3 separate regions of the Mus musculus genome follow, and all the other regions are linked to region 1. The links are chromatin loops, found by intact Hi-C in ENCODE. Cell type or tissue: left cerebral cortex. All regions are shown on one strand. Each heading gives the region's core, and the rest is flanking DNA. Links, peaks and the distances in the headings are about the cores only. Region 1 holds the start of Parp8 (poly (ADP-ribose) polymerase family, member 8). Region 2 overlaps Parp8 (poly (ADP-ribose) polymerase family, member 8). Region 3 overlaps Parp8 (poly (ADP-ribose) polymerase family, member 8).

Region 1 (10,772 bases), core at 3,541-8,540:
CTTCTGAGGGGCATTTGATGGTTCAAATAACTACATATTCCAGGATTTCTATATTGAGCACTTAAAACCTCCTAAACAATAAAAACTGAACCTTTTTTAAAAGGATTGGATCACCTCATTCACCCTTCAGATTCAGATTCCTAACCCATGTGCTTGTTATATACACTCTCCTTTCCAAGGAAGTCCAGGGCTGGCAGGATGGCTCAGTAGGTGAAGGCATCTGCTGCTAACCCTGGCAGCCTGAGTTCTATGCTCAGAACCCACGTGGTGGAAGGGAAGAACAGACTGCCAAAGGTGATCCTCTGACCTCCACACGTGAGTCACATCATGTTCATGACACGAACACCCACCCACACATCCACACACTAAATCTACATATATGAAAAGGCTAGGTACTTTGCTACTAATGAAATCCAAAGAAAACAAATGCCCTTTTGCAACTGTATAGACTGTCTCTCCCTAAAGCCACCCACCCGTGTATATGAAATTAACACTCGGGTGGCTTAGACCTTCTTGAAGGTTTGGTGACCAGACTCTTGCATTTTTTTTAAATTGGACTAAGAGTTCAAATTTCTAGTCTACCAAATAACTGGAGTATTATCTTAAACAATGGCACTATGTGTTTGTCACACGCACACGCAGATGCACACGCACACACTCCACACACGCACACCCAAAGAAACTTGAATGTAAGAGGCAGAAAACAGAAGTTGTAACTTGGCCAGGCAACCTTTTTCCTCATTGGAGTCATATGCAATTACATTACATGTGGTATCACCAGAGTGAGGGCTCTTCGGAGTGTTCAAGTATCTCCATATTTGGACATTTAAGTTAGAGAATTCCTTCTTGCCTGCCAGGTTTTTTTAGCATTCATTTCATAATTCTTAAAACATCTACTTATGGGTAAAAACAGTGTACAAGACAGTGCTCGAGGTGCAAGGGAAACCACAGTGAGAAAGTTCCTTTTCTAAAATGCTTACAAAGGTACATAGGCAAGCAATGAATTACAACGGACAGCCCCTAATGTAGCAAGTTTTAACCTAAGCTTTCCACTTTTTAACAATGCAAAGCCAATACACACTCAAGCAGGAAACTTCCTTTATTTTTTTCAATTTCTATCTTTTCCAAGATTAGCCCTCAAGATATCAGATACATTCTTGTGATGCTCAGAGACTTCCACTCAGCCCTTCCATCATAAGGGGAAGCCACTCTTAGCAGTGTGCTGTGTTGGTAAACCAGGGTGTGGGGAAGGTCACGCATTACAGATGCATATCAACCTACTGTAATCTCCTCGTATTGTGGATGGATGAAGACATAACCCCCTTCATAGGTAGAATGCATCTGTGTATTATGGCATGGCTTTAGAAACATCTAGCAGGACCTTAGAGGGAATGGTTCCAAGGAAAGATTTCTGAGATGAAAATGTTGTCTTAGCAAGCATCTCAACATTGAATAATACATAGGGATTCGAAGATAAAAGGATGAAGGACAAAGTATAGAAGGAAGGACCCAAGCAGAACATACTGAGAAACAGGAGGTAGCAGGAGCTCCAAGGTGCACTACTGCTATTGCACAATACTCCAAAACATATCCCTGGATAAGGAATTATGCTCCAAAAGATGTCAATCCACCTGTGATGATGTCATGAAGGAGAATTACCCATAAACTGGGGCTACACATAGACAGGCGAATTCACAACTTCTGCTGGATACAACACTTTGAATTTCATAATTTCTGATATAAGTACTAGATTTTTTTAAAGGTGGGGTTTCAATACATATGACAGACTGGCCTGGAACTTATAATTCTACTTCAGACTCCCAGGTGTTGATATTTTAGGTATAGCATATACTCCGTTTAAATATTATAATCCCTAAGATGCCGTCATACTTTTTGACTGGAAATACCTCCATTTAACGAACATTTCATTATGTTCACATCCTTTCTAAAGGAAAAGCACTAATTACGTTCTAAACCGTGACCTCTCAGCCAGCACCAGTGACCCAAGGTTGTGATGTCTGCTCCTCTGGGAGCTGAGGCAGGAATAGCACAAGGGCCAGACTAGTTGGTGCTATAGAGTGAGTTCAAGTCTAGCCTGCACAGTGAAACACTAATATGGAGAATTAAAAGAAGGGGAGGGATGCAGGCGAGTGGTAGGATGCTCGCCCAGCACGGAGATGCTGTGTTCAGTCCCACAGACGACACACAAAAGAAATGGGACCTCTCAGAAGAATGTAATCCAGTCTTTGGATGTGTGCATTTTATATATATATAAAAATATTCTAAGAGCATAAACTAATACATTAACAGAAGTCAGAGGAACTCCTTGGTGTCCTCCTCCTCCTTCTTCTTCTTCCTCTGCATGTCTTGTTCTCTAAATATTTTAACTTATTTTTTTCTGCACCTGTGCACGCACACCTGCTCAGGTACAAGCCAGGAGATGCTGGAAGGACACTTTCAGGGGACAGGTGGGTGCAGGGACTGAAGTCAAGTCAAGTCAAGTCATCAGGCTTGGTGACAGGTGCCTTTACCAGCTTCACCACTTCACCAGCCCATTCGAAACTTCTAACAACCGGAAGTTCTTACGGAAGTTCTTACATATGTTTTATTTGTCACAATCTTTCCATGGTTAAAAGTTCAGGGAATTCCCAGAGCAATCTGCAGTCAGGCAATCACTCCTGACTGCACTCCATTCTGCCCTGAACTTTAATAACCTCTGGCCCCAAAGACTTAGTCAGCTTTCCTATCCCCGTTATCTGGTGCCTGCACATTTTATCCCTTCTGTTTCTTCTGGCACTAACTCTATGTCTGACCACAGGCAAGATGCAAAATCGGAGCTCCTGTCCTTTGAGGTTTTAAGGAATGTCCTGTTACTTCGTATAGGAAAAAGAAAATGCCAAAAGATCAGAAGCATGAAAAAGTGTACTAGAAAAAAAAATGATTTTTTTTGCATGAACTCTAAATTGTGGACAGAGGAGATCTGTTCTTAGCAAACGTCTGGAATCAAGCAGCACTGGGATTCAGGGTGGGGATAGGGGCTGTTAAAGGACCACTGCTAGAATGAGAGAGTTAAACAGTATTATGTATTGAACAAATGTTAAGTGGGGGTAGATGCCTGGAAAAGCAATGTTCACAATATTTAACACCCTTTCCCCCAACCAACAGACATTAAACATTACAAGTGTCTGCTCAGCTCTGTGGTCTGCTGTGTCTGTTTATGTGACTCTGTTTGCATCCTCAGGAAGGTCAAACAGCCTACGTACAGGAGGCAGCACATGCCTCAGCACTGTGGCAGAACGGGGACTCACACCTTGGCACTCCTCAGTTAACTGCATAAATGGGACCTTGCCATGCCCATTGAACCGTCTCTGAGCCTCCACACACCCGAAAGTGAGGAGAGGGACCCCACGAACTTTTCCAGCTTTGATCCAAGTATCTCTTCATCCTCACCCCTCAGTTCGGTCCACCAAGGCAGGATGCCCAACACTAACCAGTACTTTGCCCCTATGTATAAGGCCAATGCTCAGGCCGAACCATCAAACCAGCTCTTTGCATTTCCAGTTATCAACAGACACATAAAGTTTACAAAAGCAAACATGAAGGTTCTGAATTCTTTCTTTTAATAGTAATGTGAGTGATCACCTTTTATAATGTTTGGGGCATGTAAGTCATTCTTAGAAAGTGTTAGGTACGATTAAATGGTATGTTAAATTTTATCTACAACTTGAATTGAAAAATATTTCTAATGGTTTAAATGAAATAGCAGCTGAAATCAATTCACCCACTACTCTCTGTAGAAGACTTCCTTCAATGGAGAAGTCTAATTTATTTGCCATGACAACACTAATCCAGTACTATAAGATGATAAGCACAATAAATCGAGACAGAGCTGGTGTAGTTGGTCACGTCTGCAACTCCAACACTCAGGAGGCAAACGCAGGACAAACACCAAGTCCAAAGCCAGAGTGACCTTTACAGTGAATCCCAGGCCAGCCAGGATTACAGTGGGACTGGATCAAAATCAATTTTTAAAATACATAAATAAATCAGAATCCAGCAAAGCTATTTTAATTATAAACACTTGGTCTCTATGTCGGGTTGGGAAGTGGATAATAACTGTGGGTCTCTAATATGGCTAATGAAAGCAATGTATTTCTGAGAAACTCTCTGCCCCACTATACAAATAAAAAATAGATTTCTTATTGTCCTGTATTAAACAACTGTATATTTGTTGTGCTGTAGAACCAGCCTCAGAGAAAACAAGGCAATCACAGAGCTCTACCAATTTTCTTTCCCTATTATACACACAAGCTCCAGATACTTAAATAGGCACAACAGAAAAACATCACCTCATAATAGAATGACATAGCAAAGGAAGTATTTCTCACTTTAAAAGTAGTCATGGTACTTGTTCCTACAGGGAAAACTGATGTTATCTTAATTAGTTAATTATTCATCCCAACACCTTAGACGTGATCCTGGAGACATTCATAACTTCTCCACCTCCAGCTCAGGAATTGCCAATTAAAAAAAAAAATCTTAACTGCAGCATCTAACAGATGTAAGCAACTAAAGTCATTGTGTGCCCCTCCTGGTACAGACACTGAGACCACAACTGTCTTACTAGAAATCAGAGCACCTGGAAGGCTGAGGCAGGAGAACTACTGTGAGTTCTAGGCCAGGCTAGGCTAGAGGAAAGATACACACACACACACACACACACACACACACCTACCTACCTCAAAGAAAAGCCCACTTAGGATATCCCTATCCCCGCAATCCACTAAAGGAAGGGGACAACTGACTCCACCTAACTGCCTGGGAATTATTTCAATTGACACAAAGAATGTTTTAGCCCTTATAGTTATCCAAGAGGACATCCGTCATATGATAATGTCCTTCGGATATTAAGTGTAGCAGCAGTGTTAATTTAATCAAACACCCTCTAATTTAATTTGATCCATAATTACAAAAATGATGGTACTCTCAGAAATTAAGAAATAATGTAATTTATTCTCTCCCCCAAAAGGCAATGAAGCTTAATAATTCACTGATACATTCTCAACTAGTCAATCAACGTGAGGCCAATCCTGGGACTTTATTTGGGTATAGGATAACCATTCTAAAATTTTATTATGAGATAAATGACGCAACATAAACTCTAAGTATTTTAAGGGTACACATTTAAAAAGATATTTACAGACCAGAGCTTCTTTGCCATTTCCATATTCATAAATATTTTCATTAGCTAAGAGATATTTTGGAAGGTGGTCAAGCTATTTTGAATGTGGACTCCTAACAACAGCACTAGGGTGAAGAGTCTCCACAGACTAAGTCAGTAGCCCCAGCTCTTTTAAACCAGTTGTCTCTAAAAGCAATTGGATAAAGAAAACCCAAACCACAAAAATGAAGAAAGCAAGGTGTAGAAACTTTTGATGCAAATTCTTCTTCCTCCGTTCAAAATTGCCTTTGAGCTGCATCAAAGCCCTGACAATTGACTACTAAAATATGCATCTCTTCCCCCAAAGGAAAAGCCATCCACGCCAGCTTCATATAACTCTCCAAAATCTTTTCTACAACTAAATGTGAAAACCAAAATAACCACTCCTTTGCGGAGGAAAAAAGAAAAACGCCTGGGGAACTGGGAAGACCACGTGTTTATGTCAACCTTCAGGAAAATGGAAAAAAGAGACACGTTGGCAAAATAAGCACTGGTGGCGATCAAACTATTTTGTGACATCTTTTTATGTCTTTCACATATTTCACTCCATGCTCAATGTACCAATTTTGCACGGTGTCGCCTGTGTCAAATCCAGAACGCCTAAAGAGCAATCTACTACTGAAGCAGAACACTATGTGGAGTTCTGCTCATCCTCTGTTAGCTTAAGAAGAAAAAAAAAACTTCAAACATATTTATTTTCCCTCTTCTATATAAAATCGGGAGACAACTGGCGAGGAATGCAGCTAGATAGCAGTCCCAAGATTAAACAAACAAGCAAAAAAATACCCAAACACGGAAGACACCAGGAACAAAGGAAACACAAGCGTGTGAACAGGAAATGAAGCAACTCTATACACATAAATACCTTTTGGGGCCGCCAACGTAGGTGAAAGTAAAGGTGGAGTCTGAGTATCTGAAATCTGAAACGGAAAGTCGTGTTATAAGCCACCCCATGTGTTGTTTTTAACCCCAATTCTGTCTTGAACCTACACTTTTGTGTGAGCCTAGGAGGCCCGATGGGGAGGGAAGCAAAGGCTGGAGAGCTAGGGGCCGCCAGCAGGGTGGTGCAGGAGGGGATGCGGAGCACCCCGTGGGGTGCAGCGGGAGGCCGCCCCCCGCAACAAGTGCCGGGTGCCATGGCAACAGCGGGAAATTCCCAGCCAAGCAGCCGGAAGCAGCCCCTGGCAGGCTTCGGGCTGCGAAGCCCGAACTGCCCTCGGCCTTGGATGGGGGGGTGGGAGGACGGGGAGCAAAGATGGACGCAAAGCGACCCCCAGGTTGGGCCTGCGTAGCTCGGGAACCCCGGGAATCCATCCATCCCTTCCCCGGGGCGGTGTCCTGCGCGCTCGCCGAGGAGCGGGTGCAGCGGAGGGGGCGGGAGCTCGGCCCAGCGCTGCCTTCTCCCGGGGCCTCGGCGCCTGGCGGGAGCAGCGCAGCGCAGCGCAGCGCAGCCGGTCCCTTCCCGGCCGCCGCCGCTCGGCCGATGGCGCAAAGCCGCCGGGCTCTAGCCCGCCCCGCTCGGCCACGGCTGCCGAAGCCGGGAGGCAAAGCTCGGATGCTCTGGGCACCGCCAATGGCTGGAACCCAGCGCCCGGCCCCTGCACTCTGATCGCGCGGGTCCTGCCCCAGGAGCCGGAGACTGCCCTGGCCTGGTGGGGTTTTTTGGGGGGGAGGGGGGTGGCTCGTGCCCCCCTCCTCTTTGGGTTTCAGCTCACGCCGCTGCAGCTATTTCCAAATGCACCCGGAATGGGGACTTGCCGCCCCACACTCCCAAGCTACACGCGTCGCGGTCAGAAATCTGGGCAATGGGGGTAGACAGAGGGGAGGCTGACTCCTGGTCCCAGGATCCGAGAGGCAAGAACTCACCTGCAAACAGGCAGTCTTTCTCGGCTCTTGACTTCTGGATCACGACGTCGATATCCTTCTGAATTCTCTCTTGCCTTGAACACATCCCCATTAAATAAATCCCTGGAAAAGAAGCAGCCGCTATTTCCACTCCACCCCACCCCCCTCGCACGCTTCCAGCTTTCGTAAATATTCAGTTAAAAATGAAACCTCTGGCCGAGGCAGGGGCTGAAGGCGAAGTGGTTTCGGAAGTGATCCCGGGTGAGAGAGGAGGAGGAGGTGGAGGAGGAGGAGGAGGAGGAGGTCGGCTTTGCATTCCCAGATGTGACCGCCCAGCTGCTGCTCGCCGCTGCTGGATTCCAATTTCCTCCTGTTCTGACAATGGATGGTGATGACACGGAGTCTCACTTTCTCCCTCCCCCCCCACCCCCGCCCGGACTGACGGCCGTAGGAAAACGAGGGGCCCGAAGGGGGCCGGGGACCGCTGGAGAGCGATCGGCAGCTGTGGAGCGGCAGGCGCCGGAGAGGGGCGAGCCCCGCTCCGACTCACGCGCGCACACCCCTCGCGGCCCGCACGCCGGCCTTCCCACACCCGCGCACACTCGCGCCCGCGGGCGGCGGCCGTGCCCAGGCTGCTGCAGCGCCGCCCGCCAGCCGCAGACCCTCCCGCACCCGCCGCGGGTCACCGGGCCCGGCTGCGCGCCGCTGGGGCTTTAATAGTATCCGCCATCCGCGCAGGCTGGATTTCCCCACCCCCGACTGCCACTCGAGCCGGGAGCTGAGTGACAGTGTAGGTAGTGAAGACTCCCTGGAGCTCCCAGCCTCTCCCGCACCACCACCACCACCCCTCCTCTTTCCACCACTTTTATGAATTCGACTCCACTTTCAGAAGGAATTATGAGTCATATGGAAACCCAAGCCGGAGTGGCTGGGAGGAAGAAAGAGGGGGAAAAGAAAAAAAAATCTTTACGAATTAAAAATAAAGTGAACAAGTCTTTCCTTGTAATCACATCAGGCAAAGGGAGAAAGGCTGGAGATCACTCTAGGAGGACTCTCCCATTTCCTTATTGCCTTCTTTTTTGGTGGTGAGGTGATGGGGGTTCTTTTATTGTTTTGCTTTGCTTTTGCTTCTCAGGGTGGTTTGTTTGTTTGTTTGTTTGTCCCAGGTTTGAGAAGCTCTTTTGAAAATGAAGCCCTTTCTAGACTCCAAAGACTCTTGTTCTTCCTTTCCAGCTCTGTTCATAAGAAATTGGCCTGAGGGGACTCCCTAAGTCAGGGATACCTGGCTTGGGTCTTATTCAAAACCTCAGCCTTCTGTGGGCTGAGGCAAGGGAAAGTTTCTCCAGCCCTAATACCTTGCGCAACAAGGAAAACCATACTGTCCGCTCTCTATTGCCCTGCTTTAAGCTTATGATGGTTGGTCCACCTTTTCTGCCGCAAGGAACCTGAACCCGCTCCACCAAGCTCTTTTCTTTAGCATCGTTTCTGAGAAGTGTCCCCCAGGCAGACCATAGGTATATTGTTTTGCATTCTAAGACCAAGCAGTGTCTGGAATATAGGAGGTGTTATCAATCATGTTGTCCGGAACCTTTTAATCTTCCCGATAGGAATAGTGAGTAGGGGAAGCTTTTCCTGTGCTGGCAAGCCTGAGTCAGTACCCTGGAGCCTAGGGGCTGAACAGACACGCCCAGAAGAGTATTAGAATTTCAAACCCTTTTCAAGGCAGAGACTGACTGCTGGAAACACTCAGGCTGGAGGCTTATGGTATATATCCAGCCTTTTAACATCATCTGTATTCTCACGCTTTTCCTCTTGTAATCCTCAGTTTCCGACAGCCTTTAGTGACGGCAGAAGACAGCATACATCCCACAGCAGTTAGGTGGGGCTTTGCAGGGTTAAAGCTCTCCTTTGAGCCTGGCCTTGGACACAGTGATCCTTAACCTAACTACAGAGACAGGTCACTGTGAGACTGGTCTGAGGCCTGTAGCTGCTCAGATCCATATCCCTTGAAGCTTGAGAGCTCTGGGGATCTCATCCACAGAGCACCCAAGGCCTTCGCTTTCCCTTCGCTGCCTTGCTTGAAGAGACTTCACTAAGGGTTAACGTTGTAATAAAGTGAGCCAAATAATCTGATTATATAGCCAGGAAAGAAAAGCACATGTATGAACCAATCCTGGCAGTTCCTCCCTCATACGGGACCATGTGGGCACCAATCGCAGGCCTGAGGATCACTAGGGAAACTAGTCTCCAGCTGATAGTGGGTGGAGAAGGCTTCAAGGTTATCTAGAGTTTACCAAGGCGTGAGGCAGCAAGAGATCCAGTGCTATTTGAAACACTTGAGTCCGAGGCCGTGAGGTTAGGAGTTAAGAGTTACGCTTCACTTTGGTAGCTGGGTTGCTTCTTCCATCCCAGAGGCAAGGAGCAGTGGTGCTTTGCAGTAAAGCTTCCTAAAGCCTCCAGGAGTATTCGGAATGGCACATGGCTAGGATGCGAGTATTTGGGCTGGCTGCTCGGCTGATAATCCTTTGCTTAAGGCAGCCAGACAGCAAGGCAAGGTATTGCAAGCTTAAGAGTTAAGGTATCAACCTATCCTAGTTCTCTAGGTATCGTTAAAAGGGATGGCAACAAAGCCCCTTGCCCATAACATGTATTGAACAGTGTTGCAACAATGCTTAACTCCTGTAAGTGATGCCTATTAGAGAGGTAGGTTCTTCTACCTCTCCATCTACATTGTTCCTTGCAGCCTTTCTCTATAAGGCACGCCAGTTTCAGACAGCTTCTTTATTAGCCGAGTTCCTACGAGGAATTGAAATGGCTCAGAGTCTTCCTGGGTCCCGTTCTGAGCCTGTGAGTGTTGACAGGAGACTTAGTAAGACTGATATGGTCCTCCCTGACAGATGGAACTCTGCCTCACAGAAAATAAGTTTCATCCCAACTACTTCTCCTGGCAGACAAGAACCATTCCATCTTGGACAGCCATCCCCACTGAAGCTAAAGAACACAGCTCCACATTCCTTAGATCTGCTGTAACCACAGCCACAATGACCACTTCTTTTCCTCGGGATGGGTCTTGATGAGGACGTCTGAGCCATTTCAATTCCTCGTAGGAACTTGGCTAATAAAGAAGCTGTCTGAAACTGACGTACCTTATAGAGAAAGGCTGCAAGGAACAATGTAGATAGAGAGGTAGAAGTTCAAATCCCCCTGGCTGCTTTTCTATAGACACCTCAGACAACAAAAGCACTTTCATTTCCTCTTTATCTCTCACTCCTGGATTATTGACTACTTCCTTCTTCTGTAAGGAGCACGGAACTATTGGAGGCTTAACATCTCTTAACTCACGGGACTTGATCATATAGTTGTCTGCCCAAAGGTTTCACTTCTCCTGTATGAGAATCTGAAATAATTTTATAGCACCTTACATACTACTCATGCCACATCAGGCTTTCCTGTGATTTATTCTGTCTGATGTTGTGTTTCTTTTAGACAGGGTCTCTCTATGTAGCCCTGACTGGCCTGGAACTCATTGACTGTGTAGACTAGACTAAGCCACCATGCCCAACTCCTGTGGTTTTTGGTTTTTTTTTGTTGTTGTTGTTGTTGCTTTGTTTTGTTGATGTTTTTGTTTTGTTTTGTTTCCCCTTTAATTTCTTTTTTTATTTTCTTGCTTTGTTTTGTTACTTTCATTTCCCTTTTGGTTTTGTTT
Region 2 (10,772 bases), core at 2,138-7,137, 51 kb before region 1:
CTTTCAGGGAAAAAAAAAAAAAAAAAAGTTGTGTGGAGGGGCAGAAGGCTGATGGGGAAAGGAGAAGCAAAGGGAGGTTTCAGGTGGACCTCTGGCCCATCCCGCCATTTGTTCTCCTCCATTCTTCAGGGCTCGGGACTGATGTGCCATCTGATGAGCCATTTATTGCTTGAATAGAGTACAGACTCAAGAAAGGTCACCTGAAATGGAGACATGAAATGGAGCTGGGCGCCACTGCCACCCCTGATTCTAGACATGTGGGAACTCTGTGGTAGCATCAGCTATGCCACTCTGGTTGGATTTTCCTCCCAGGTGTCCACTTCCAAGTATGGGGCTAAAATTTAACCCCGTTGCTCCCTGAGTAAGGGCTCTTCGGGGGTTGGCGTTCATGCCCTTCAGAGGCTGCAGTTCCTTTGGTCTTTCCTCTCTGCCAACATGTGACTTCTCCACTGACTCTCCTTTTGGCAAAACACAATGATTAAGCCCAGTCTCTGGTAGCCTCACAAATGGTCTGATCAAGAGGACAGTGACCTGCACCTGCCCCAGGATTATTTCTGAAGGGGTCCAATCCCTTCACTCTTAGAAGAAAAAGGCTAAAAGATTAGTTCTTTCTATCTTTCTTAGGCCCACAAACCTCAAGTGTAAGTGATGGACTTCAATGTTAACTTTTGTCAAACAGAAAGGCTATGGAAAGGCTGAAAATAACATGTAAGTTTTTGCATATACTCAACTCAACAGCTTTCATAGTATAGTGGTTATTACGTCTGCCTCATAGGCTTAAATTAAACCAGTTTCTCCTGCTTTTTAAAATAATGTTAAATTTGCATACCAGAACTTACCAACAATAGGCTATGTTTATCCAATAACAAAATGTTAAATGTTACAGAGAAGTCCCAATCTATAGTTCCTAAAGTGGCTATATTTGTAACTGTGCTTGTGGTTATAAAGAAGTCCCAATGTGTGTGTGTGTGTGTGTGTGTGTGTGTGTGTGTGTGTATTTTTTTCCCTAAAGTGACTTCATTTGTTACTGTGCTTGTTGCTATGACAAAGTACCTAACAGGAAGCAATTTAAAGAAGGATACAGTTATTCTGGCTCAAAGTTCAAGGGAATACATTCCTTTCCTGTAGGAGTGGAAGCCAGCTGGCCACATTGTATCCAGTCAAGAAGTAGCAGTGGAACCCTACTTTAAAAAATATATATCTCAAGGCCCACTCTCAATGTTTCACTTTTCCCAAAAGAATTCCACCTCCACAACCATTATACAGTGCCACCAGCCAGGAACCAAGTGTTTTAAGCACAGGAACCTCGGGGAACAGTTTACAGCCAAACCACAGCAGAGACTCATGATCATCATGGTGCTGCTCTGAGCTTAGGCTCAGATGGGGGATGAAATTTTAGGTGATGCAGCTATGAGCACACAGTTTAAGCTGGAAAAATGCAAGCATTACAGTTTGAAAGACACCATCTAGAAAAAAATGTCTCCTAAACAAATAGCTTTAGGCCTCTTAAAAGTTTAGGGAGTGGTGTTATGACCTTATGGCTACGTAACACACAGACATCTCACGCACAGAATAATAGGCATCTCATTGAAACAGATGCAGAACACACTTGAATGGACAGGGCTGACCCAAAATAAACGGTAAGGCTCTTGTTCTATTCTCTCTTCTGAATCTTAGTGAATATAAAAGCACAGCCAATACTTGTACTGACTATTTTATAGAATTAAGATCTAGATATCGGTGGCATGGTTGTACAGACCTTCACTCCCCACTACTGAGAAGCTCAGACAGAACTGCACATTCAAAGCCAGGGTGGCTACAGAGTGAGTTCAAGTCCAGCCTGGACGAGCAGTCCCAAGAAATTTAGAAAAAATAAATAAACACAAGGGGTCTGGGGGCTACTATAGTTCCCTTGCAGAGCACTTACTTAGCATGTGGCTTTACTTTCAGTCCCCATTGGCTTGCAAAAGAAGCCCAGCTACAGCATACTCTGTACAAGAGAAAGCACCCACTCTTAACCTCCTATGCGTTAATCCTTCCTATAGCATTAACACCAGTTCTAGGCATAAACACGCAGGGTGTCAAGTATATTAAAATAACCTTAGAGGAGTCCAATGCCATCATCACTAGCAAACACTAATGATGCATATTCCTGCAGCCTGAGGTTGTATTATGCAGGCAGCTGGCTCATCTGGTCCCAGGTATCCAGTCACAGTAAGTAAAGCCCAAAGACCAGTGCTGAACCACACTACTTAGGTCCAAAAGATTCTACCATGGCAAAATGGAGTCACTCACACTAGGCGCTCCACAGTCAAACTGGATTTTGAAAAACAAAAGAGCTTTTTTTCCCCAAAGGCAGAAAATTAACACCAAACATCAGAAAGGGGACTGCTCTACCTGAATGGCTGCCGTCTCCACTCAGCTCCCACAGAGCCTTCCTATCTCCGAGATGGTAACCTGCCCGGCTCATGAATGCTAATAAATGCCAATTAGATCATTAAATGTAATTTGTTCCAATTGTGTTCTTTCACAATCAGGACTGCCCTCCCCCATATAATTACTGTTTCCTCTGAAAAGCCCTGCGCCAGCTTCCCAAGCCGGCTCCCTCTGCGAGCCTGTCTCCTCTGTCCCGTGATCTAGGCAAGAACCAGCCTCTTGCTCTCTCTGCACGAAGGCTCCAAGAAAGCAAATCTTAGTCTGGCTGTGGCATCATAGGGGTCCAGTGATGAACTTTTGAAAGACAGAAAAATGTTATTAAACATAATAAGTTCAGGATTCTTGCAGCAGCAACATTATATTCATTCAGATGCATTTTTTAAGGGTATGGGAAGTTTATGTTTGAGTTGTTTTTGAGACAGGGCCTCACTAATAGCCCTAGCTGACCTGAACCTCATTTTGTAGAGTAGGCTAGCCTTGAACTCACGCAGATCCTCTTGCCTCTGCCTCCCAAGTGCTGGGGCTAAAACCACACCCCTGCCCCTTCATGGCTTGGATGTAATTTTTGGAAGTAGACGATAAAGGTAGGAGTAATTGGACCTAGAAAGGTAGAGAGTGACTGGGGGGATCACTCGGTGCTTAAGAACACAGTGTGTTCTTTCCTGGAACCAGAATTCCGTTTGTAGCATCCACATCAGGGCGCTCATGACCAGCTCCAGGCTATCCAACGACCTGATCTGGATTCATCAGGCACCCGATACACAAACACACATGTGCATACACACACATTCACTGGGTATCTGCACATGTGCACTCAAGTGTACACACACACACACACACACACACACACACACACATGCGCATGTAAATTAACAAACAAATAAACATACAAATAAATCCTGTTGTAAAAAAATGCTGAAAACAACAGTGCTGGAGAGCTGGCTCAGTGGCTAAAAGCACTGGCTGCTCTTCTGGAGCTTCCAGGGTTTGACTCGTAGCCCTCATGAGGCAGCTCACGACTGCCTGTAACTCCAGTCCCAAGGCATCCAAACCCCTTCTTTAGGCCTCCTTGGGCAACAGGCCACAGGCAGGTAAAGCATTCGTACCCATAAACATAAACTAAAAAAAGAAATAGCTGAAAATAGAATGTGTAAATGAGGAGCCAGTGAAGTACTTAATCTTTAACCCAGAATGATTAAGGAAGTTATAATGCAAGACCAGACCTGAGAACAGTTATTCTCTTCCGTTTGAGTGTTTCTGTTGGGTTATGTCTTTTGAAACAGGCTGCCCTAGAGTAACTTCAATCACATGATCCGCCTCTCTCTGCCTCTTGAGTGTTGTGATGCAAGTATGTACTACCAAATACCTATACTGAATTCTTCCTGTACAACGAGGGAGAATAAGAAACTCTCGGCATATGTGCCTATAAAGACACAGTAATTGAGAGTTCTAGTTGAGTAAAAATTGGTTCACATAACTTAAACAGACACACTATGCACCATAATCTCACACTAGTGTGTTCTTTTGTCATTACTCCCAACAACAGGAAGACCTGAGAAAGAACATTTTTTAAGTTTTATATAACTTTTTATTGATTATTTTTATTTTTTTAATGAGATATTTTCTTTATTTACATTTCAAATGTTAACCCCTTTCCTGGTTTCCCCCTCCAAAAAACCCCTATTCCCTTCCCTCCTCCCCTGCTCACCAACCCACCCACTCCCCCTTCCTGGCCCTGGCATTCCCCTGTACTGGGGCAAGGGCCTCTCCTCCCATTGATGACCAACAAGGCCATCCTCTGCTACATATACCACTGGAGCCATGGGTCCCTCCATGTGTACTCTTTGGTTGGTGGTTTAGTCCCTGGAAGCTCTGGGAGTACTGGTTGGTTCATATTGTTGTTCCTCCTATGGGGCTGCAAACCCCTTCAGCTTCTTTGGTCCTTTCTCTAGCTCCTCCACTGGGGACCCTGTGCTCAGAACAATGGATGACTGTGAGCATCCACCTCTGTATTTGTTAGGCTCAGGAGACAGCTGTATCAGGCTCCAGCTTTGGGGCCAATGGAGTTGCCCAACACCAAAGGGCTCACATAGCATGCAAAGGCCCTGAGTTCAAACTTCCAGGGGTGGGGGGAACCCAGCTCAGGTCTTAAATTTTTGATATTCAGCATACCCCTTAATAAATGATCAATTTCCATACATGCAATGTACATATATATGCAGTAAAACCAAGCTTTTGTAAAGGTCTTGAGACTCATATCAGGAGACTCTGACAAAGCACTGCCACTCCCCAAAATTACACTTCCTTCCATCAAATGTAGGTAGGGGCTTGTGAGCGTATAAATTCCTGGAAAGTTCATAGATGTGCACACAAAACCACGGGAGTTTCTCGAAACTAAGAAAAGCATTCATTAAGTCTGTCTTGGCAAAGCACATAGGAACATTTTGCCTTCTGCTTACTGCTCCACCATGAAGGTTGTGAGGGAAGACAGAGGTAACTATGGAGGCTTTCATAACGACATCAGGGGCGGGTCTCAGTAGCCACCTCGACTGAATGTGCTTCTGTCTGCAGCCCTTCAAGTGCACAGGCATGAGAGAAGGCACTGTCCTGAGTCAAAAATTAGTATGCTGCTCGGGTGGTGAGGGGCCGGGAGAGCACTGGTTGTGTTTCCTGATGAACCCCCTGCTAAAATGAGTGAAGGAGGTGAAGGAGAAGAAAGGAACACATAAATCCTCAAGACAAGGAAGGAGAAGAACCACCCCAGATGACTACTATTTCTGGTTGAAAAAAAGAAAAAAAAAAAAAGGTTATCTGCCAAAGTCGTCTGAAGGAGAAGAGACTCGATATGTGGGCTTCGGCTCCCAGAGGCACAGCTCAGTGGCTAGAATTAACTACGGGCCAGAGGTGAACAGCAACGTCTGGTAAGAAGGTATCACCAAGCCACGAGGTTTGGGTTCCCTCCCTATGGGACTATTCTATCATAAAGTCAATGAGACCCCCCCAAGAACCCCCTCCACTGTCTCAGTTTCCAGCAAATCAGATCGCCACCCACATGCTACTTTCTTCTCTATAAAACGGGAATGCCTCCTATGAGTGTCTGTTTCCCCTGTTGCTCTAAGAAGTCACCATGAACTCAGTGGCAGAATTCCAAATGGATTTAACCAGAACTAAATGCTTCATTCGGAAGACATTCCACTGAGATGCTCTATTGGGGGGGAAAAAAAAACAACTTTGTTTTTCCCATTTCTAGAGTCCACCCGAGGTCCTTACCTCACAGCTCCTCCCATCTTCAAAGACAGCAAAACATCATCACTAAACCTCAGTCTATTCCTCTCAAACATCATTACTCTGGCACCAGTGAGTGTAGGAGGATTCTGTAATTCCCCTCTGCTCACCTTTATTATCCAAGATAATCTTCCTTTGGAAAAACCTTAATTAGAGCACAATGGCAGATTCCTTTCAGCCTCATAGAGTAGTAGGTGTGCAGGGTTAGGATGTGGCCCTCCGTTGGCCTCCTCCCCAACCTTATCCAATTACAAGTTTAAAGGAGATTACCCAAGCTTGTTTACTGAGCTCATGATCACTGAGCACTCCACATGTATAAGCAACTAAATCCTTTAGAGGATCAATTCACTAACACCTCACTGCAGGTCTGCAAGCCACAGTTATCGCTTCCATTTTATAGACAGAAAAATGCAGTGTGCCTAAGCCTAAATTGAACCGCACAGGCAGCAAGCACTTGATGGAGGAACGTTGAGAAGCCAAGCATTCCGAGTCCCACTCTCTGTCTTAACAACCAGAGGGAAAACCGAACCACGTCTGGCTGGCATCCTTACTTCTCTGAATTACGTTTATCAACCTCATGACATTAACATGAATAGTTAAAAAAAAAAGTGAGCCATCATGATAGTCAAACCTAATATTAGGACAGAACTTAAAAAAAGAGAGAGAGAAAAAAAAAGATGGCCTTAAATTCCTCCCACTTTGCTATTTTAAATATTCTCTACACCAAAATATCTTCCTTTTGCTTCCCACCAGATCTGAATTTGGTTCCCACCCGACATGCACTCACACCTCCTTGCTCCCATCTTTACCATCACACTGGCAGTTACAATATTACAAAACACAACGTTTGCCTTGCAGTGGCATCCCCCTAGTCTGCTCTTTGAGAGCAGACGGTCCTGGGCTTGGGTGATCTACACAGCCTGGCCCTTCGTGCTTCCTCAATAACCAAGGAAAGAGTGAACCACAACAAACTAAAGTCCTGACGGGCTGTTTTGCCAAGACAGTTTGAAAAATGTGAGCCCTAAATGTATATTTTATTCTTCAGACAAAATATTGCCTGATGTTAACAACAACAACAAAAAATCATTCTGAGCTTGGAAAGACTCTAAAACATCTCTTGTTTATTTTGGACCTGAAGCTACCAATCTGGTAACCGATGTGAAACAGGAGCCATCCAGTGTGCTGTGTCCTAAGAGCTTTCAAAGCACTTGGAAAACTAGAAGAGCACTTATATAAGGTTTTTGTTTTCATTTGATTTTTAATAAAGGATCAAGTCTTTTTCCAACTACACAATGCTGGAAGAAGCTATGTATCTGGAAATGACACTCACAATGACACAGGTCCTTGTGTGTGCTACCATCAGTTTGGACATTAAAAAACTTAAGTTTGTGTCATACTCATTTCAAATCAGAGTTAATAAACAGAGGGTTAGCAAGCATTACTCTGTCCATTCTGTCCTTCCTAGGTATGTGTTCCAGGTGCTGAGCTTAGCTCCTCAGGCTCAGCAGAGAGCCACAGGACAACAGCAAAACCACTACATCACCCCAACGATCCTTAGAATTTTGTTTTCAAAGATTGTGTGTGTAAACCCGTTTGTATGTACTTGCTTGTGTGTGTGTATGTGTTCATGCACCTTAGGGGACCAGAAGATGGAAAACCCCTGGTGATGGAGTATCAGGTATTTGTGGACACGTGACATGGTTACTAGGAAGCAAACCTCAGTCCTACAGAAGAGCAGCACACACTCTTAACTACAGAATCAACCCCCTCGCCTCCCGGCAAGCAATGTTTAAATAGGAATCAAAAGAGTTAACTGTACAGTTGACCATAGGAAGAAGAAGCAGCTTTCAGAGGTGAAGATGTGTGTTTGTGTGTGTGTGTGTGTGTGTGTGTGTGTGTGTGTGTGTGCACACGCGCGTGCGTGTGTGTAGAGGTTCAGAGTAACACAGACACTGACTGCCAGAGGAAGAGTCTTACAGATGGGAAAGAACGAGATATGATTCACTTTCAAGAGGCTATTTAAATACAAAATACACACTGAAGCTAAGGAAGCACTCAAGCACAAACACTTGAGTACGGAAACGCAAGTTGGCGGATTTACGTATAGATGCAGATATACTGGTAGAGAGATAATAGATTCTAGAAATGGGAGGAATCGAGAGATCAACTTTATTGACAGTTAAAACTGTAGCTCAGTGTGATGGTTCAAGCCAGTAATCCCAGCACTTAGGAGGCTGAGGCAGAACTGCCTGGAGTTCAAGGCCTGCCTGGACTACATAGTAAGGTGCCATCACAAATTCCCTTACTTCCAAAAATAAAATTTAAAACAGAACAATAATAAACTTTAAAAAAAAAAACTTAAAAGAATCACAAGACCTATTTAATGAAATCGTGAAAGAAATAAAGAACTTTAGAGCATGAAAGTAATCAAAGTGTCCAATCCAAGGAAGAAGGATTAAAGAGAATAAGGAAATGTTCTCGCACATTCAAGAAAATATTCTAGACACCAATCCTGCTAAATCTTTCAAAGTCAACAGTGAGCTACTGCACTGTTAAATTTCAAAACTGCAGAGATAAAAACATGTTCAACTTTGGTCTTTTGCTGTGCATTCTAATGCTAAAGGCTGGTCCCCAAGGTCAAGGCTGGATTGTTCCCAGGGATGAGGGAATTTGCATGTAGACCCAAGTGACACTAAGCAACCTTGCCCCCAAGTTACCTCTGAGTGTCAAATATCGATGCCTATGTCTACAGCTGGAAAAGAGAGAGATGGGGAACATTTTTTGGCTCTTGAGTTTGGGATTAGAGAAAGGAGACCATGAGGAAGAAGAAAGCAGATGTGGAGAGAAGAGAGACCATGGGGTAGGTGAGTTATAAAAACATGGCCATGAGAGCTGTCCAAAATTCTCAAACACTTGGAAGGCAGACAGATAGACAGACAGACAGACAGACAGACAGACAGACAGACAAGATTGATCAGAATCAGAAAGGAAAGCTGAATAGCACTGGATACTGGAGTCTTCATGGACATCTCCAAAGTCAGATATGAGAATGAACTCAAACCCAGAATTCCCTCCCTCCACCACCTAGCCATTAGAATGAAGATCACACTGAAATGGCGCATATCTGTGACACCAGCACTTGGGATGCTGGGACAGGAGGGTGGCAAGCCATGCTGGTGAGCAAAACCTATCCTCAAGACAAAACCAAAAACAACAACAACAACAAAGAACTGAAGAAGAAATAAAGATATTTTACGCATGCCCAGATTTTGGAGGAAAATAAGATCTCCAACACAATTCCTTATTGGCAATATGGGTGTATTCTATCAACAGAAGAAGCAGAACACAGCACCCAGAAAACAAAGGCTACAACTCAAGATTACAATCAAGGATCAGACCTCCACAGATCTGGCTCAGAGTTGGGGAAGAGGAGAAGCTCTAGAAATGTCTTCAGCTAATATCCACTTATCAGTGAGTACATATTGTGCGAGTTCCTTTGTGAGTGGATATTAGCCCAGAAACTTAGGATACCCAAGATATAAGATACAATTTGCTAAACGCATGAAATTCAAGAAGAATGAAGACCAAAGTGTGGACACTTTGCCCCTTCTTAGAAATGGGAACAAAACACCCATGGAAGGAGTTACAGAGGCAAAATTTGGAGCTGTGACTAAAGGATGGACCATCTAGTGATTGCCATATGCAGGGACCCATCCCATAATCAGCTTCCAAATGCTGACACCATTGCATACACTAGCAAGATTTTGCTTAAAGGACCCAGATATAACTGTCTCTTGTGAGACTATGCCAGGGCCTAGCAAACACAGAAGTGGATGATCACAGTCAGCTATTAGATGGATCACACGGCCCCCAATGGGGGAGCTAGAGAAATTACCCAAGGAGCTAAAGGGAACTGCAACCCTATAGGTGGAACAACAATATGAACTAACCAGTATCCCCCGGAGCTCTTGTCTCTAACTGCATATGTACCAAAAGATGGCCTAGTCAGCCATCACGGCAAAGAGAGGCCCATTGGACTTGCAAACATTATATGCCCCAGTACAGGGGAACGCCAGGGCCAAAAAGGGGGAGTGGGTGGGTAGGGGATTGGGGGGGTGGGTATGGGGGACTTTTGGGATAGCATTGAAAATGTAAACGAGGAAAATACCTAATTAAAAAAAAAAAAAAAGAAAGAAATGTCTTCCGCATGGGCAAGGAAGTGGAAGAGAAGCAGTCCTGCTAAGTTACCTTGTGTTTCTGGCCATATGAGAGAACTGATAAACGCTTTTAAATTACTGAGAACAATCAGAAAACACACAGTAAGATGAAAGCTAATGAGAAATTATGAACAATTTCTAACTTTAGGGGAGCAATTAGAACTTCTAGGAGGTAAGTATGCATAATTAGGTAGTGGCATTGATTGCTGACGAAACTAAACCTACTATGTGAAAGATAGGAAGGATATGTAAGAGGGATGAAGATCGAAATAATGCATTCAACAAAAGCTATGTAAGATGCCGATGAAAAGCAATGTGAGTGTGTCACGTTAAAACATGGTAAATATAGTTAAGTATAAGCATCTCACTACTGCCTGGTTTTGTAATATACATGTACATATCTGAATAAATAAATAACCCTGCACTGACAACAAGGGAATACACCAAACAGAAGCTCTGCTATCACTCAGAGAAATCAGGCATTCCTTCAGGAACATGCTCCAAACACTAACTCTTCTAATCAGTCACTTGATTACATTTAGATTACATTTGGACCAGGTCTAATGATGTAACAACTGCTACCAAAGTTTCGCAATTTGTCATATTGTTCCCAAGAAAGGAATTATGAATTCTAGGTAGCCGTCAAATCTATTGAATTGTGCCTATAAAGTCGGCATTAGGAAATCTAAGTTTAAGGTGTCTAGAAAACACAACGGCCTTCTAGAAGCATCCAGCAGCCACTTACAATTTCTACACGTCAAAACCCCCTTTCCTGTGAGAGCTGTGCCTCAGAAGATAAACTACTGACTGATTATATATTTATGGTAATTGAAT
Region 3 (10,772 bases), core at 1,878-6,877, 140 kb before region 1:
TGATGATTTTTTTAATCTTTTTTTAATTTTATAAGTTTATTTATGTACATTGGTGTTTGGTCTGCAAGTATGTCTATGTGGGAGAGTCAGATCCACTGGATCTTGAGCTACAGACAGCTATGAGCTACCATGTGGGTACTAGAAAAAAAGCAGCCAAGCCCTTAGCCCTTGTGCCATTTCTTCAGCCCCAGAATTTGTATCTTAAAGAATAATTCTAAATAGATCTACTGAGAGACCACATGAACACATATACAAACACATACACAAACACACAGACACATAGACACACACACAAGAATGAGAAGGAGGAGGGAGAAAGAATATTTCTGAATTATTGTGGAGGCATATGTTGGTAATCCCATCACTCACTTATGTGACAGATAAAGATCAGAAGTTCGAGGTATCCTTAGCTACATAGCATTTGAAGGATACCTTGAGGTAGTTGAGATGTTAACTCAAAAAATAACATACATGCACACATACATACACACACACATACACACTCACACACACCAAAACAAAAACAAAACAAACAAACAAACAATAAACCTAGCCCAATAACAAAGAATCCCGGTAGCCAAATGCGGCTGTACACATGCAGCACCAGTCTCTATTGACCCAAATCTCTGTCATTGTTAACACTCGAAATAATGTCTAAAATTATTCACATCAGTTAGTATTGAAGGTAGTATTTATTAGATTTAAACTTTGTTTTAAAAGATCCTGCTAAGAACATTATGAACTAACCAGTACCCCAGAGCTCTTGACTCTAGCTGCATATGTATCAAAAGATGGCCTAGTCGGCCATCACTGGAAAGAGAAGCCCATTGGACTTGCAAACTTTATATGCCCCAGTACAGGGGAACTCCAGGGCCAAAAAGTGGGAGTGGGTGGGTGGGGGAGTGGGGGGGAGGATATGGGGGACTTTTGGTGTAGCATTGGAAATGTAAATGAGGAAAATATCTAATAAAAATATTTTTAAAAAGATCCTGCTAATTTCAAGTACTCAAGGAATTTACTCAAGTTTAAGAACAAAATATTAAGATTACAATTATGCATTTATGCTTTAAAATCAGTGTTATCACACAAAGACACAGGCAGAGTTGAATTAGACCATCCTCTCACGCTTTTATGATTTTACATTATGTCTTGTATAGGAGAAAAAAACTGAACATTCTGTAACGGGGTTAATCTGAGGACATTTTTTAAATAGCACTTTACTTTTGCAGACTGAGCCTGCGTGAGAACGAGACCACTTTCGCACCTGTGTCATTTCTCTGATGGAAGTTATGCTGTCCAGAGCTTTCATTACACGATCATAGTTCTTCTTCTGTGTGTCAAAGGGGACAAAAGGCACCATTTAGTGACAGGCCTTCACAAGTTACACTAGAGAAATATACTATTTCTGTACATGCATTTTCTATCAAAGCGAATGTGCAAACAATGACATTAGATAAGAGTGTATTAAGATGAAGCAGGGACAGAGGGTTGATATCTAGAATCAAAGGGAAGAAAAAAAATCAAGTGTTATTCCTTATGTAAGGGCACAAAATAAAGTTCACTTCACTGGGAGAAAGTCTTGAAATACAAAAGAGATTTTGGGCTCTTGACTCTGGCTGACACAACACCAAAGCAATAAGCAATAAAGTAAGCTTAGACTCCTTCTGGAAGAAGACATACTTCAAATCTCCCAGCTGCTTTAATTTTAGACTGGAACACTGTCATCCTAGAGTAAGGTGACAGTGTGTGCTTGAATGATCCCTCATTTCTATGCAGAAGGTAAACAATAAGGGAAAGGTCTTAGGAGGGTGCATTGTACACTCGTTTCTCCAAAAACAATTTCAAGAACAGTAATATACACTAAAGCAGTTTTGGCTCTCTATCAATTTGAAATTCTGTTATTTCAGAAAAAAATTCTGCTGTGTTTATGAAATGGTTAGACTTTTAACAATATCTACTTAACTGTTGTTACTTTCTACGGAGATGGCGAGAAACAACAGGGAAAGGGGTTGAGGTGATAAAGAAGAAAGGGGGTTCTGTCCCTTGGCTCATGTTACTTTTATTCCAGTCAGACTATGGAATTCCAAAAAATGTGCTATGAACTTAAAATTACCATGGATACACTTGACAAGACAGACATCCAAGGGGACCACAGCCATGAGATTAAAGCCTCCATCATGGTTCTTGGGAGCTTTGTGCACGGGTGCGCTTGGGGACCACTTACCCTGGGATTGAAGGCTAACATCTGAGGGTCATTAGGATCTACCACAGAAGGATATGGCTCAAAAATGACAACTTTTCTAGGAGATTCCAACGCAGATCTACACATGGACACAAGCAGATCTACCACCTTGGAAAACAGAAGAGATGAGTCACTGTCAGGTTCTATCAGATGTTCTGCAGCTATCTGTCCTGTTCATGGCAGCTCAGTGTAATCAGAAAGCCCCAAGGCTGCCACCCACCTCTCAAACATGTAGCTCATGATGTTGTACCAAACTTGGCCAAAACTGGAAAACTGATCTAAAATAACAAGCATGTGTTGCCTCTGACTGCTCATGAGTACGCCTTTTGTCCTGAACATATCATGTGTGATGGCACTGTTCTAGCTTCGATGGTAAGACAAACAAGACAGGTCTGTGCTAGGGTGCTGTACACAGTCTAATGGACAAGATATTAAAGGAATATATGCTTCATTGAAATTTCTGGTATTGTTAAATGGAATGACAGTGAAGTAGGTATTAGATAAAGATGTATAAGGAAGTTCTGGAACTTTCTTAGAGACCTGACCTGAGAGGGGAGGAGATTACTCCAAGTTAGAAAATCCACACAGCCATCACAAGTTTACTATATTCTAGGAAAAGAAAATTACTGAAAATCACCTTGCCTCTCAGAAACAAAGAAACAATACTGCCTAGAGTAAGCTGCCTCCCTTCTCCAGATCCCAGAAGAGTATGCTGTTTCTGGAAACTGAATGAAGGAAAAATGGTACTGCGTAGACAGAAGGAGCTCATCTGAACAGTTGTAATTCAGTGTAGGCATAAACAGGGAAAGCTACATCCAAAATGGAATTTTAAAAATGCACAGGAAGTGAAACAAGATGGTACATGACTACAAGCCCAGCTCTGGAGACACCAAGGCAGTAAGTTTACAAGTTCAGCTCAAGGCCAGTCCAGGACACATACCAGAATCCTGTCTCAATGAAAGGGCCTAATGTAACCCTGTATTAAACAGCAAAAACAAAATGTTGGGCCTGGTGGCACTTGGGAGGCAGAGATAGATGGATATCCGTGAGTTGGATGCTTCCCTGTTGTATATATAGCAAGTCCCAAGACATCCTGAGCAGGCTAGATGGATGGATGGATGGATGGATGGACAGACAGACAGAATAGGCTTCCACTTCATGGAAGTGAAACTGTACCAAAAAACAAACAAACAAACAAACAAAACTACAGAAAACACAGACCAGGTTTCCCCCACCATCCAGCAATGAAGACAATTATTTGTAAAAGTTGTTTAATTCCCCACCACCCCCACCCCACCCCTGCTAGGCCACTACAAAACAAAACAAAAAAAATGGCAAACCACCATTCTAAAAGGAAAAAGTTAAATGCGAGATTGATTTTAAGAAGAATCTATCAGAATTCTGCCCTGGAGAACAGTGACGAGAAGACAGCATTGGACTGGAACAAATTTTTGAGATCAAAACCAGGCCCAATTAGCACGGGTACCTGAGCTCCGGTAGCGATCTCGTCGGCAGCTTCATTCATCACTCCCAGGGTTTGAAAAGCAAACACACACAGCTCTCGCTCACATACTGTGGGCTGCAAAGGAACAGGCATCAGCTACAGTATATGTTTCCATCTTTCAATTCATAAATGTAAAGTTGCTCTACATAATAAATGGGACATATAGAGCTTAGAGTGTTTGAGGAAAGGAAATGATATCATATTACTTATTAATATATTATTAATTCTTACACTGAAGTAACAATAGTCTTCTGGTAGAGTCACAACTACAATAACAGATCATCCGTTCCAGAGAGTTGTAGGCATTTCCATTCAGAACAACTTAGCTACTGATGAAAAGAATATTAAGCAGTAAAATACATCTATTCAAAATATAATGCATAGTAGATGTATTCATTTTGAAAAATATTTCTCTAAGTTGGGGATATAATCAAGTCACACACAAAAACTACATTTAAAAAAAAAAGGATATATAATGGGCGAATCTCACTTTTCCCTAGGAAATTTATTAGTGAGAATTAAGCATGACTCGACTTACTCGCCACCTAGCTCTTGAAAGATTGGTTTCGTTGCATTTGTTGCACAGGCTCTTGACTTCAATAACCTCCCGAGGTCAACGGCACTGAAATATACACTCTCCAATTACTTTGGAGGAGCTCTCATCTTTCAAATCTAATATAGTGTCATCCCCTTGATTTATCTTATCTCCCCAGTTACATTGCATTAGGTAGCTGATGAAGCCTAACACAGCGCGATCCACTGAGCTTCTGCACAGCAGACAAAAGGCATTTGTTAGTGCCACTGCTCTTGTGCTCGCTGCTTCTAGAGGATGGCTTGGTCTGTTGCATAGCCACTGGGAAAGTATGGCTCCATTCTGGGCATTCTTTATGTTCAGGGAAGGCCCACATGTGTGGCTTCATGCATAGAAAGCCTGAGTTATCGCAACTTTCCCACAGAATCCCTGAAGAGAGTCTAAGGAGGAGGAGGACTTGCTGTATTTCTTTTTTTGGTTCTAACAGTGCGAAATGATTCTGCTTCAGAAACTGTGGGAAGAGGTGGGGGGCGGGGGCGGAGTTCTGCAGACAGTCTACAGTCAGTGCTCTATGTCTGCATAAACACAGAGAGAGCAGACTGCTCAATTTTGCCTGTTTTTCTTTTTTATTTGAATGTTTGCAGTATTCTAAAAGCTTCTTCAATCTCGTATAAGTTATCTATGTATGTGCGCCTCAATTTTCCCCCAAAGACATGAGGCTTTTTCCTTTGATCACTTTCTTGGGAGTGGCTCAACATGTTATGAGCTGAGGCAGCAGGAGCAACCATTACTACACATGAACTACACATCCAATGTTACATCCATGTCTCAGTATAACAAAAGTGAAGTTTGCACGTGAACGAAAACCCAGGGAGTCGGAGCTTGTAGATCGTGACAGACGGACAAGACTTACCTGTGTACTTCTCGATCCAGTGAACTGCAACATGGAAGGTGCTTTCTTTTGAATAATACTTCAGTCAAAGAGCCCACTACCCATTTAATAACTGCCATACACTAATCCCCAAGCTGAATAACAAGGCATGGCTTATTTACTGATTGGAATAATTATAAGTTTTATCTGGAGTATTTAACAATGGAATGTACTTACTTAAATGCATGAATGGGACAGGTATGCATGCATACACACACACACACACACACACACACAGAGACCTCATTCTCAGAATATAATGAAAATAATTTTCAATTAAAAAATAACAAAATAATTTTCAGTATTATGCTGTTGTTTTAAACAGAAATCAAACACCTTAGGTTACCATATTTAAGAGTTCCATAACACTTTTAAGAAAAATTTATGAAAAACCACTGTAGACAGTCATGGCAATATATATGCCTTGTCATTGACAATCCCAGGAACTAAAGCTCGTCTCAGATTTTGTCTAGCATGAATTTTAGTAATTTACCCAGTGAAACTTTTCAAGCTTTCTTCTGCATTCGTTCCCCAGCCTGTACTTATAAAGCTCTGAATCCCATATATTCACCAACTGTCCGTTTTTTTTTCCAATTACTTTGTGGACATGTTTCCATTTTTTATACATTTTTGGCTAAAAGGAACCTACTTCCCATACTCAGCTGTGTATAGCTGATTTCTAGAAACATTCTAGCACCCCAATAGCTGTAAGAAGGGAACCAGGCAAGCTAGGAAATAGGTTTTTCTGAAAACAACAACCAAAACAATTTTCTATTATTACGAAAAACTACTAGTAAAACTAGAATTACATTCTTACAAAATCCCTCTTTTTTAATGTAGCAACTAGATGTTAAGTGCTCTTATTAATTTATCCCCATATTAAACCACACTAAGGTAGTGCTTATATACCATCAAAACAATCCAAAGTGTAAGATGCAAAAAAACGTTCAAGTTTGTGATAAATATTTCTAAATTCACATACTTGTTTTGTATAGTAAGACACTCTTCTTGTTTATCTATATTATATTTGCTAATTCCAATTGTTATTACAAGATGATCCTAAAAGAAAATTTCTGAAATTACATAAGGTGATTAAAATTAGGTGTCTCCCTCACAGCTGATCAGAGTGCAGAGAATGAGAAAGCATGGCGTGTCTGTCCCTAAGTGGAACATCTAAACCTCACTCGCACATAGCTCAGGAGACATTCTACAAGAGGACAGAGAAGGTTTTTTTTGTCTTTTATTAATTTAAAAAATAGATTTCCCCCTTACATAATACATCCTGATTATGTTTTTCCCTCCCTCTACTCCTCCCAGTTCCTCCCCACCTTCTCTCCCAAGTAGACCCACGACCTTTACGTCTCTCATTAGAAAACAAATAAGCATATAAGGAATAATCAAAAGTAAAATGACAAAATAAAAACTAACACATCAGAGTTGACCAAGACAAACAAAGAGAAGGGAAGGATCCCAAGGGAAGGCAAAGAACTGGGGACCCACTTATTTACAAACTCAGGAATCCCAGAAAAATACTAAAGTGGAAAGCATAATATGTATGCAAGGGACGTGATGCAGAAACATACAGGCCCTGAGCATGCTGCTTCAGTCTCTCTCCGTGAGTTCATGTGAGCTCTAATCATGTTGATTTAGAGGGCCTTGTGTTCTTGGTGTCCTTGAATCCCACTGCCTCTTACAGTCCTCGGAGCAGGAAGATTTTAAGAGCCAGGGGTTGAGGAGGATTGCCAAGAAAGTGTTTTCTGGACACGAGAGAGCCATGACACTCATGAACTCATAGCCGCTATAGAAGCTTGCACGTGACCTGCACAAGATAAAGCCAGTCAGACTTCCAGCACAGATGGAGAGAAGTGTCATAACGTCTCAACTGTAGCTGGGGAGCTTTGACAGCTATGACAGCTGGGGTAGGCAGTCAGTGTTCTTCAGGGAGGTGGCCTCTGCTCGACCCCACACTCTAGTGAATGGCTCTACAAGCATGTTCATATAGACAGCACTGGATGGTCTTAGCTAAGGAGAGAGGACATGAAGGTGGGACTAAGGGGCAGGGATCTAGTTGGGAGAGCTCGGGTGCAGAGTATGGGATTATTACGTATGAAGTACACTGTGTGCATTCCTGAAAATTCTGAAAATTAGGCTTCTCTGCTCACGGAGAGGGAACTGTACTCAAGGAAGATAAACAGAACCACGCCTCCTTGGCACCATGTAAGGAGTTACACTATCGACTAGCCTTTTCAAACTCTAAAATGACTCCTGTGTGCCCCTCATTAGAAACTGCCATGACTGACAGTTTCAAATCTAAACAGTACATGGCCACTTAATATCTAATAATGGATAGGTGTAATAATGAGCTTATTTCACATACTTTAATAGAAATCATGTAAACATAAATATATCCAAGTCTGGCATTATTAATTCTTACTTTGTTTTAACAAGTACCCATAAGATTTAATAATTATGCGTTGGGTTGGAGCAATCCCTATAGTTTAGACTATAAAATTACACCAAGCCCCACCATTACCAACAGGCATATTTACTACAATGTTCATTATTTGCCAACTTAAAAGCACAAAGCACTTTTATATGTATCTTTAAGTATGTTTCACTGTAGACCTTTTCAGCTAAGATGAATACACCTAATTTTTTTGAATCAAAGCAATTTAAATGTGAGCAATAAAAACATATCTCAAAAACTGTTTCTAAGCCTCAAAGAATATTTTAGAACCTAACTGTATTTGAAGAAATTTGCATTTTCAATGAATTTAAATTACCCTTGACTGAGAATAGAAATGTTACAAGTCTGGAGGATTTTGTTATGCATTTATATATAGAGAAAAGCGTAGCGTTGGGGACAGTTTCCAAACACTTCCACTATGATCTTTTTGTTCAGACTAAATATTTCCTGTAAGCCCAACATATGAAACACACAACTGGATCTCATTGACCCTGGATCACATATGCAGCTGTTTCCAAATCTGTACAATGGGAATAAAAATAACATCCAACTCAATGAGTTGATAAGGAAGTTAGGCAAGATTCATAAACACTTCCTTTAGCAATGGAGAGCCATTTCCAGGCTAAACAAAATAAATTAAATTAGCCTAGCTAACTCTATATGGCTTTATCTTTTTGTTGTTGGTTTTGTTGTTGTTGTTGTTTTGATTTTTTTCTTTTTTGTTTTTGTTCGAGACAGGGTTTCTCTATGTAGTCCTGGCTGTCCTGTAACTCACTCTGTAGACCAGGCTGGCCTTGAACTCAGAAGTTCGCCTGCCTCTGCCTCCCAAGTGCTGGGATTAAAGGCATGTGCCACCACAACCCGCTGGCTTTATCTTAATGTACATAAAAATAAAAGTACTGAACAGAACATACTAAAGTATTTAATAAAGTCTGTTGGTTGTAGTACATACAGCATTATATACATTTTAGTTAATCAAAAATGTTAAATTATTGCTGAAATATTTCCAATTAAAAGAGAGAAAAAATCAGTTGGAGGGTAACTTCTTGATTAAAATGTGTTGAAAAATGAGAATAAATGTTAACATATTAAGAACCACAATTCTGCCGGGTGTGGTGGCGCACGCCTTTAATCCCAGCACTTGGGAGGCAGAAGCAGGCATATTTCTGAGTTCGAAGCCAGCCTGGTCTACAGAGTGAATTCCAGGACAGCCAGGACTACACACAGAAACCCTGTCTCCAAACAAACAAACAAACAAAAAACAAAACAAAACAACAACAACAACAACAACAAAAACAATATGAGCCACACCTCTAAGGTTTTAATTCTCTGCATTTCCAGTTTCATGAGCAAGGTTTTGCCAATATTTGAGTATTCTGGAGTCAAGGCAGATATTCAAGTTCAGAAAGCTTTACTCTTCATTAAGAGGGACAGGGATCACAAAGGACCAGGGCAGTGGTGTGCTCGTGGGGCAGGCGTGGCTGCTGGATGGGTGCTTGGTCACAATGCAGGCTTCAGAAGGGAAGGTGACTTGACAGGCTTCTCGGGGGTGATTAGGTGAAAGAAGTGCCAACCAAATCAACGGATCCATCCACTGAGTGGTTAATGATTGATCAAACTTAAGAAGTGCTGAACAAATGGCAGTGCTACCAGACTGGGGAGAAGAGATCTCTGGGGCTGTGCCTCTGAAGAGGGCGTCACGTCTCTCTCCCTCTACCTCTCTTTGCTCCTGTTCTGTCACATGCTGCTACCACTATAATTTGACTCCTCACAGGCCCACTGCACTGAAGGCGGCTGACCGAGATCATAACTCTTTAACTTACTAACACATACAGGAAACAGGAAATGTGTCTCCTAAGCAGGGGCACAGAATGACAGCCAGTACTGGTGAGTTCTGGGATGTTAATGCATATAGATGCACGATTTTCTCCATCAGAGATGAACAGCTCACCGGAAAGACTCAAGTAAGGCACAACAGCAGAGGGGAAAGTCAGGCCGCTAGGAATTTAGACGCTTTTAGGCACCAAACCAGTACTTTCCTGTTTTCTGTAACATTTGAAGGCCTCTCTAAAACATGTGCCGCACTGACACACCAGTGCCTTCAAAGGGGACAGATTTATTCACCAGGTTTTGTGATAGCAATCCACCATAGTGCCAAGGACCCAGACTCTATGAACACTCCTGTGTTGATAGATTCCATGTATTACAGATTCAAATGTCATTTAACAACGCTGTTAGCAAATAAGGAGAAGACTGGCCAACTGGGACCCTTCTAAGGAACACTTTCTGAGAGTATGTATCACACTCACTAAGGGAGTCCTCTGAGAAGAATAACAGAAGAGTGCTGCAAGCAGGAAGTAACATTTTAGGACTTCAAGAGCAGAGAGGTAAAAGACATTTGCATCTTAAGAAACCTAGACTTAGAGAACAATATTGAGAAATAATGTAAGCGTGGAAGACAGAGATCTTAGGACCACGAGCTGAGGAAAGCCAAGTGTTGTCTCGTCTATGGAGCCACCAGCTGTGTGCGTTATAACGCACCGCCTCAGAGTTTATGACACCTGGAAATAAGTCACAGGACTGAAGCAATGGTTAGGGAATCACTGCTTAAAACCCAGTGAGAAACGGTGTATGACACTTAAACTTACAGCAAAATATACTGCAATGTAAATAGAACAAAAATACAGAAAAAAAAATACAAAGTGTGCTGAAATTAGGAAAAGCCTGTCAAGAGAATTGAGAGACGGCTCCTTCTGTTTACCCCACTTCAACATGAGAAGGTGCTTTGATTTTCATTGCCTGACTTGATTTCACATCACTTACAACATTATTTAAAAGGCTAAAGGCATTTCTTTGACTTCCTTAAGCCAAAAATTCTTAACCTGTGGGCTAGGACTTCTTTGGTGGTAGAGTGATCCTTTTATAGGGGAAACATAGCAGATATCCTGCACCTCAGCTATTTATATTATGATCATTACAGTAGCAAAAGTTCAAATATGAAATAGCAATGAAAATAATTTTATGGTTAGAGGTCATCTCAACAAGAGGAACTGTATAAAAGGGTCTCAGCATTGGGAAAGTCAAACAGCAGTGTGT

What was found. Peaks named below come from ENCODE experiments on the same cell type or tissue, not always from the same donor. Only the 100,000 strongest peaks of a DNase experiment are listed, where the experiment ranks them.
Region 2: a loop joins it to region 1, with 2.7 times the contacts of the local background. A loop is called at or near these places in 4 of 42 quality-filtered maps.
Region 3: it touches region 1 in a loop (2.6-fold over the local background); 4 of 42 quality-filtered maps call a loop at or near these places.

The regions. Positions count from the first base shown.
Region 1 is chr13:117,018,089-117,028,860 of GRCm38, forward strand. It overlaps Parp8 (poly (ADP-ribose) polymerase family, member 8), which reads right to left and starts at 7,443. Exons shown (of 27, transcript NM_001081009.2): 1 at 7,277-7,443; 2 at 7,088-7,189; 3 at 6,087-6,141. The coding sequence starts at 7,178. In left cerebral cortex, for the core only: CTCF peaks have their summits at 6,322 and 6,754; DNase peaks (open chromatin) are centred at 5,779, 6,354, 6,633, 7,235 and 1 more place; H3K4me3 peaks cover 2,905 bases; H3K27ac peaks cover 1,974 bases.
Region 2 is chr13:116,968,698-116,979,469 of GRCm38, forward strand. All of the region lies in intron 3 of Parp8 (poly (ADP-ribose) polymerase family, member 8), which reads right to left. Among named protein-coding and RNA genes, the nearest start is that of Parp8, 51 kb to the right of the region's middle. In left cerebral cortex, for the core only: no CTCF peak of the experiment used is centred there; DNase peaks (open chromatin) are centred at 2,514, 5,001, 5,774, 6,186 and 1 more place; H3K27ac peaks cover 378 bases.
Region 3 is chr13:116,875,267-116,886,038 of GRCm38, forward strand. Parp8 (poly (ADP-ribose) polymerase family, member 8) reads right to left here. Exons shown (of 27, transcript NM_001081009.2): 16 at 3,729-3,821; 17 at 2,225-2,350; 18 at 1,265-1,330. Among named protein-coding and RNA genes, the nearest start is that of 4930435F18Rik, 42 kb to the left of the region's middle. In left cerebral cortex, for the core only: no CTCF peak of the experiment used is centred there; a DNase peak (open chromatin) is centred at 4,712.